Regions from separate parts of the Mus musculus genome. Here regions 1 and 3 are each linked to region 2. The links are chromatin loops, found by intact Hi-C in ENCODE. Cell type or tissue: left cerebral cortex. All regions are shown on one strand. Region 1 overlaps Igsf21 (immunoglobulin superfamily, member 21). Region 2 overlaps Igsf21 (immunoglobulin superfamily, member 21). Region 3 overlaps Igsf21 (immunoglobulin superfamily, member 21).

Region 1 (2,500 bases), 210 kb after region 2:
GCAATAGAAAATTAATACAGTAACATGGGGGTGGAGGGGGGTGTTGAAGGGTCCACCTGCCCTTTCTGGCCCTTCAGCATTCTGGAGGTTGTACTTTAGCGTATTTTGGAGATGAAGATGTGGATGAGAACGGGAAGTGATGACAAAGGTGGAGGTAGAGGTAGTGTCAGGGATGAGGCTGGTGGAGGTAGGGATGGGATGCAGAAAGAGGTGAGGATGGGTAACTTTCAGGGGGACACTTAAGGTGTGGGGGAACCACATACAGTAAGCTTAGGGGGAAGGGTTTTATGCTCAACTCTGACTGAAGGGAGGGCCCTCGACCTCTGGGGCAACAGAACTAGGAAGCAGTTCCCAAGGAAATTGAATCACCAGGCCTGTGGAGATGCTGCAGGGGACCAGGGAACAGGAACTCTCAGCAGCTGAAAGGTACTGACAGATACCAGTCCCTTTGAAGGTTGGCTGAGCCTGGAAAAGTGACAATCTGGGCTCCAGACCAGGCATTGGTGGCACAAACCTTTTATCTCAGCACACAGAGGGAGAGACAAATAGATCATTAAGAATTCAAGGCTAGCCTGGTCTACATAGGGAGACCTTGTCAAACCAGGTTGCCACTATTCTGATCACAGCTCTACCTCATGCTACATATAGGCTACATATGCTGGGTTCGGTCCCACACCTCTTTTTTGCCCATCCGGAGTATGGGAATAGCACACCCACCTGGCAGGCCAGAGGTGAGGCTGGAATCAGCAGCTCCTGGAAACTGGGCTGCCACCGATCTTTCCCTTAAGATCTCGTTCTCAGTGCTGTTCTGAAAAAGTTACACTGCAGAGTTTGCAACTTGTGGGTAATTGAAGTGTTCTGGTGTGCATTTCCGCTCTTCCAGTTCCTACCCGACTTACCATCTGTTTTGAGCCATCTTCCACTTAATTACAATTCTCTGTCTATTGTTCTCCCAAGCTCCTGGCTCGCTCAGCTTCCCTTTTCTTGCCCCCAGCATGTGTGGCTGCCTGAACGAAGCAATAGCTTATACCTGGCCTCATCTCTCTGGGCTCTAAAACACAGCGGTCCTGCGCTTGCCGGTCCCCACCAGCACACGGGCTTCTCTGCACGTTTATCTCCCTCCTTGCTGGATGCCTACAGCAGGCCCCTGGCACTGAGCTCCACACCTGGCGGGCGTCAGGAAATGCTCAGTGAACTTAATTAAACTCAACCGGGGTGAAAACCCCCTGCAGGAAGGCAAGGTCTCCAGCATCTTTTGTTTGTTGTTTGACCGCCCCCACCTGCTCCCCATCCATGCTGCGCAGAGGCCCAAGGCCAGGGAAGCCAGAACGGACTGCCTGCCCCAAGCAGAGTTCAAAGATGGTGCCTCCTACAGAGGTCGGGAAATCACAGCAAAGGAAACATCTTCAGGTTGAATTCCCAGCGTGAAGCCCCGCGGTTTCTCTAGCTTGAGTTCTGTCCTACGGCCATGTCTATTGCACGCTTCCCATTTAACCAAGGAGAGGTCAGAGGCTCGCAGTGTGGCAGTGTCCCCAAGACACAAGGATGATGGTGACTGAAGTGGGGTGTGGGGAAGGAGAGAAGGAGGGGATGGGGTGAGAAGGAGGCTGCCACCCACAGTAAGCCCAGTTCCAGGGAGAGAAGCTCTCAGCTCCGGATGACTCTTAAGTAACATGACTAGCTCTTTCCTAGCCTGTGGAGTCTAAGACGCTGTCTTGTCCAGCTAAAACACATGCTGTGCTTTCCGGCTCTTCAAAAATGATGCCACCCCCCACCCCCACCCCACCCCCGTCCTCGCGCTCTCTTAAAACGTTCAGTGGCCCCTCGTTGTTATGTTTTATAAAAAGATAATGAGAGAAGAAATATGTTTGGTGAGTGTGTAGTCTGGTGTCAGGGAGGAGGGTGCCTCTGAGGGTCCATGCTGGGGCATCCCTTTCCCCTGAGGGACCAGCCACAGGATGGTATAGAATAAAATAGAGTTTACTCAGGGCATGGGGGGTGGAGTTGGGGGGGGGAGAGCGAGGAGGAGACTAGGGAGAGGGAGAAGGGAAGAGAGGATAGAGCAGAAACAAGAGAGGATAGGGTGAGCAGCCCCTTTTATATTGAGTCAGGCACGCCCGGCTGTTGCCAAGTAACTGTGGGGTGGAGCCTAGAAAAAATGCTAACACCCACTACTCTCAGCAGAAAGGAGAAAACTCTTAGTTTGTGATGAGCTGATCAGAGGGCTTTCCAGAATTCTGGGGGAGGGGGGAGGGCGGTGCTAAAGGCAGAGGAGGGGAGAGGGAGGCCTCGATCTGCTGCAGTTACTGGTATTACGGTGTGAAGACACCCACGGGGACCTGTTTAAGTTCATAACAGTTTAACAGCTGGTTCACAAAATTCCTGAAAATGTCATAGTCGCCTGCACAGGTTGGAGCTGGCTCCAGCCCAGACAGTGAGCGCCTACAACTCACTGCCCTGGCTTACTAGATGTTGGGACAACCAAAGTACCCAGCTCGGC
Region 2 (2,500 bases):
AGCCAACCAGCCGGGAGCAGCTGCGCGCCCCAGCCAGGTCCGGTGCAGCCCGGAGCAGCCAGTGCGTCTGGTGCAGCCCGGAGCATCCTATTACAGCCCAGAGTAGCCTGGTGGTGCAGCCCGGAGCATCCCGGTACAGCCCAGAGCAGCCCCGGGTAGCCTGGCGGCCGGGCTACAGTAGCATGGGGACCTCCCCTCGGCTCTCCTCGCCTCTCGTCACCGCCACGGCCGGCGGCCCGGGTCACAAGCGCTTCTGAGCCCATGGCGAGGGGACCCACCGCCGCCACTGCGATCGCTGCCGCCGCCGCCGCCTCGGCCAGCGCCGCCAGCTTCTGGACACCATGCAAGCTGCTCCAAGCCTCCGCCGCGCTTCCTGCCTGCTGCTCGCCGCGATTCTGGACCTGGCACGCGGTGAGTGTGCGGGCGCCCGCGGAAGCCCGGGGCCGGGGGATGCGCGCAAAGACCGAGAAGGGCGCGGGCCCGGATGGCTCTGGGAGTCTCGGGCTGTAGGCACAGTCCAGGAGGGCTTCCGTGCAGCGAAGAGAGGATAGATCTTTTGGAGAAAGCTCTCGTGGGTCTGTGCCAGTGGTGTGTGTGTGTGTGTGTGTGTGTGTGTGTGTGTGTGTGTGTGTGTGTGTGTGTGTGTCTTTGTTGGGTCTGTGAGTGTCCGAGAATCAGCTATGTTTGGAGAGGGCACGGGAGTACATTTAGATGTGGCTGTGTGATGGTGTGTGTGTGAGAGAGGTAACAGAGAGTCTAGATCAGTTGCATGGAGAGGTGAGAGAGAAAGTCTGAGTGTTTGGGGGTGTGAACTCCTTCAGGAGGGTAAGTGTGTGAGCGTCGCGGCATGTGGGAGCCTGTTAAGGAAAGGGTGTTTGAGGTGTGGCGGTTCACGCCGATCCCCGGTGTGCTGCCTGGTCTCTAGAGGGCTGTGTGACAGCCGGTGACTGTATTTCTGTTAGAGCTGGACAGGAGTGTACCCAGCTACACGTGGAAGTACAGGACTTGAGGTCCTAGAAGCTCTGGGTTTGGGAGCAGGTGCAGATCGAGGGAACTTGGGCAGGGAACTGTGAGCACATCTGGGGCTGGAGGAGTTTCAACAGTATGGCTCGCATCTGTGTGTGAGTGTGTGTGTGTGTCCCGCATGGGCTTGGTCATGGCCTAGGCTGAACCAGATGGAAGGAAACTGGAGCTCAAAGGCTTGCCCAGAGCCAGCAGTGCGGAGCAGTTCTAGAGTGTATGGTTAGGGCTACCTGGGAGGAGGGGCACCCTGCCCAGCGCCGCCCTCTGGTGGGTCTTAAATGATATGGAAGTCGAACTTGACGCCCCAGTGCCTTCCGGGCAGGGAACAGGGAGCAGATGCCAGCCCAGCAGGGCGGAGGCAGGGCCAACAGAGTCATAGGTGGGGGATTCCAGAGGGTGGGGGCGGGGGTGGGGGTAGGGGGTGGGGGAAGCTCCTTCTCCAGGTCAAGTCACAACCAACCACCGGTGTTGAAATCAGAGCGTGGCCACCCTGGGAGGTGGGAGAGTGGAAAAAGTAGGCATTGTCTCGGATGGAGCCTTGGCCTCTGTCCCATTTAGGCCGCGGTGGAGGGTCAATTCTTGTCCCGCAAACTGAGAAAAACCTATATGAGCTCTGAAATTGTCCTCCAAGGGGCGTGCCTCTAAAATAACCTACACCCTCCGACCGCCTGAGTCTTTGAAGAGAGAGCTTGGTCCGCTGATGGGAGAATTTGAGCCTTGGGAGGTGGTCCTGTAGGCAGTGGGGGAGGAGCTGGTGGAGACCCAAAGGAATGTCAGGCAGGTACTTTGTCCCTCCTACCCTCTCTGGGTGCCAATACTTTCTGAAGTATATTAAATCTCTCTGTAACTTTGGGGACAAGAGCTCCCCCTTTGAGATGGATGTCTCTAGAGGGAAGGATTCCAAGTGGGAGGCTCCGGGTTCCAGCGCCACCGAGAAGACGCTAGACGTTGTAGAAAGGCACGGGAGCCCTCACCTGGACGCTGCAGGGAGCAGGATTGGGGGTTGGGGCCCGAACGGGAAGCTCCCCTTCTTCTCAACCTGGGATGCACACGGTGTAACGAAGAGGGGGAGGGGAGGGGAAGAACCGGGTGGGAAACCCCGACTGCGTCAGGACCCCACCCTGCGAGCTGGCGCCTGAGCGGCTTGGCTGCGGAGAGCTATTCCGGCGCCCTGGAGCTTTGACTCGGCTCGCTAGCTTCTGCAGGCTGCGGGAAGGGCTTGCTCCGGGCGCCAGGGTGAACGCGTGGAACCAGGGCACGTGGGTGGGGGTACACGCCTCCTTTCAGCTCTGCAGGCCCAGATCTCGGACTCGAAACTTGTGCTGGGCTCAGGGACCCCCGAGGCTCCAAGGCTCTTCTTCTCTATAGGGGTGTGAAATCCTCTGGGTGGGATCCAGTTTCCCTTTCCAGGCTAGGTGCCACCTTGCCAGGTGGGAGCAAAGGGAGAGTCCTCGCGAGCGTGAGCGGCGGGCTGGGC
Region 3 (2,500 bases), 59 kb after region 2:
CACTCTGGACCCTTTTGTGCAGAGCTCCCGACTGTCACTGCTTGCCTATGATTCCCTTTGAACTTGGCATCTGTCTGGGGCTCCCTCTGGCCTGCCCTGTGGCTCTGATCTGTTGGCAACCCTGGCATCTGTTCCAGGGGCAGGAGGTGATTCTGGCTCCAGCAGCTAAGTGGGGGAGGGCAGGACAAGGACAGGTCCTCCTGGAAGGTATAACCCTACTACACCTTCCTGACATAAGCAGGTGGCACTTGCCTGTCCTAAGAGCATGGCAGGCCGCTTCCTTCCTCCCTTCTTCCTTAGGCCTGCCAATGGCTCCTGTCTACTGCAGCATTGTCTCCTGCCTGACTTCTGATAGCAGGAAAGATTGGCCACACCCAGCTCTTGCTTAGGGCTAGCAAGCCTAGATGGGACTAGCTCTGCCATTTGCAGGCTCAGCTCCCAGCGGCCTGTCCTTTGCCTCTGTGCAGCGGAGACAAGGCCAGATTGAGCTACCACAGGACACTACTGGCCTGGCCTGGCCCAATCCTTCCTGCCTGTGCATAGGGGTAGGGCTCTGAGGCTAATGTCTGCATCTGTCTCTGCCCAGACACCTCAGTTCATCTCTCTCTGAGCCTGAGTTCTCTCATGCAGAAGATGGGAAGAAGACGCAGCCTAGAGCTGCTAGGCATCTTTGATAAACTCATATGTCCACAAGGCCCTGAGAACCATGCCTGGTATATGGTTGACACAGCACAGTCACTATCATTGTCACCATCACGACCTAGGGTCTTTGGGAGCCTGGTCCTTGGCTTCTGTGAAATCACACAGAGAGCAATGGCTTCCTCAGGTATCACCACTGGGCTCCTAGGCCCTGTGAGACTCAGGCCTGCTGCGAGCACATTGCAGTAAGGAGAGGGATGCAGGAGATTGTCGATGGAGGTGGGCCAGAGCCCTCTGGCTACCCACTCCCAGTCCTGACTTCCATTTTGGTCTGAGGAATCTCTCTCTCTCTCTCTCTCTGGTGAGAATTTGATAGGAAACAGCACAAGAGCCTTTCTGGGAAAACACAGCGCAAAGCAAGCTGGCTCCATTCATTTGTCAGAAATCTCACTTGAGCATCTGGGAGTGGGAGGCGTGGCCCTGGGTGCCAGGGTGGGAAACGTCTGGTCGTTACAGCATTCTGACCCTAGAGCAATGCCCCAGAGAGAGCAGAGCCCTTGGCATTCATATTCTTGGCAAATGGAAGGAAGACTGGGTAGTAAGGAAGTCAGCAAGGGCTGAGCCCAGGGGTCAGCAAGGAAAGGGACCATTTGTCATAAAAGTTGACTAAAGGGTGGGGGCCTACAGATGGCTGGAGATTGCTGAGGCAGGAGGTTAACTGGAATGAGGTTAGGCCAAGGAGCCCTTTCTGCTTTTTCTCAGCCTTCTGAGCAGCACTCTCCGTCTGTGGCTTGTTGGATGTGTGCATCCTCCGGGCCTTCGATGCCTGTATCTCTCTGGTGTGGGACTCCTCTCCCCATCCCCTGCCTTCTGACCAAGCCTCTCACACCTGGCCTCTCTACTCTCAACTTTCTCTAAGCTGCCGCCTGACTCCGGAGATGGTGTGGAGTGGGGTTGCTGTTAATTCTTACTTCTCAGAGAGCTTTTAGTGTGATGCCCCAGGAGCGGGAAACCAAGCTGGAACAAGAGACACTTGGGTAGTAGGGACCTAGTAGCTGGAGACTACAGTCCTGGGGTGGTGGGGTGAGTTCAGGGGTCCACAAAACCCAACAGGGGGCTGGGTCCAGACCTAGTGTAGGAAGAAAAGAGGCCATGAAGGTTTTCCAGAAGAGATGGTAGTCAGTGTGACGATGAGTTAGCTGCACTGGGGAGGAGAGGGAAGGAAGGTCGGCTCTGCAGGGCTGAGCAGCAGGTGTTGAGCCCTCAGGCAAAAGCCATGGCTCAGAACATCAGAGCCAAAGGTACCAAGGGTTGAGGCCCAAGGGTGTGGCCGAGACTCATAAGGAGGAGAGACAATGACAATGTCTGCGTGAGGCAGATGGGTTTTATTTTTGTGGCTAACCCAGGGGTGGGGGTGAGGCAAGTGTGTCTAAAGCCAGGGACCAAGGGTACAATTAGTTAGAGCAGAGTAAAGCTGGAGGCAGGGAGGCCCAGAGAGGAAGCCGTCCCTAAACAACAAGACACCCATGGGCTGGCCAGATGTGGAGGCTGGAGAGAGTGGCTATCACTAGAACCTGAGAACCACGGTCAGTTCTGACCCCCCAGGACTCCACCTAACCTCACGGCTGGGAGGAAAGGCTGAGCTTGGGCCCTGAGTTCCTGCTGGATGCTTCTGTCATGCATTGGAGACAATGCATGAACCAGAGATCAGCTGGAGAGCTCTAGGTCTGTCCTCGAAGCTCAACAGCGGGACCCCGAGTTTATGGAGGGTGTCCTCCAGGGTTCTGGAGCTGTTCTGGTGAGTGTATAGGGATCTTCTTTGGCAGATTCTGTGTATCCAACCAGTGTGTGACAGTCCCAG

Evidence for each region. Hi-C counts contacts between places; a loop is a spot of excess contacts. Peaks named below come from ENCODE experiments on the same cell type or tissue, not always from the same donor. Only the 100,000 strongest peaks of a DNase experiment are listed, where the experiment ranks them.
Region 1: a loop joins it to region 2, with 2.9 times the contacts of the local background. A loop is called at or near these places in 5 of 42 quality-filtered maps.
Region 3: it touches region 2 in a loop (4-fold over the local background); 2 of 42 quality-filtered maps call a loop at or near these places.

The regions. Positions count from the first base shown.
Region 1 is chr4:140,037,925-140,040,424 of GRCm38, reverse strand. All of the region lies in intron 4 of Igsf21 (immunoglobulin superfamily, member 21), which reads left to right. Among named protein-coding and RNA genes, the nearest start is that of Gm52685, 31 kb to the left of the region's middle. In left cerebral cortex, a CTCF peak has its summit at 1,267; DNase peaks (open chromatin) are centred at 956, 1,423, 2,172 and 2,392; H3K27ac peaks cover 990 bases.
Region 2 is chr4:140,244,213-140,246,712 of GRCm38, reverse strand. It overlaps Igsf21 (immunoglobulin superfamily, member 21), which reads left to right. Exons shown (of 10, transcript NM_198610.2): 1 at 1-411. The coding sequence starts at 342. Among named protein-coding and RNA genes, the nearest start is that of Igsf21, 1.3 kb to the left of the region's middle. In left cerebral cortex, CTCF peaks have their summits at 1,284 (motif pointing left) and 2,500 (motif pointing right); DNase peaks (open chromatin) are centred at 352, 1,113, 1,964, 2,330 and 1 more place; H3K4me3 peaks cover 2,500 bases; H3K27ac peaks cover 1,274 bases.
Region 3 is chr4:140,185,480-140,187,979 of GRCm38, reverse strand. The region is part of intron 1 of Igsf21 (immunoglobulin superfamily, member 21); the gene reads left to right. Among named protein-coding and RNA genes, the nearest start is that of Gm33542, 32 kb to the left of the region's middle. In left cerebral cortex, no CTCF peak of the experiment used is centred here; a DNase peak (open chromatin) is centred at 1,074; H3K27ac peaks cover 348 bases.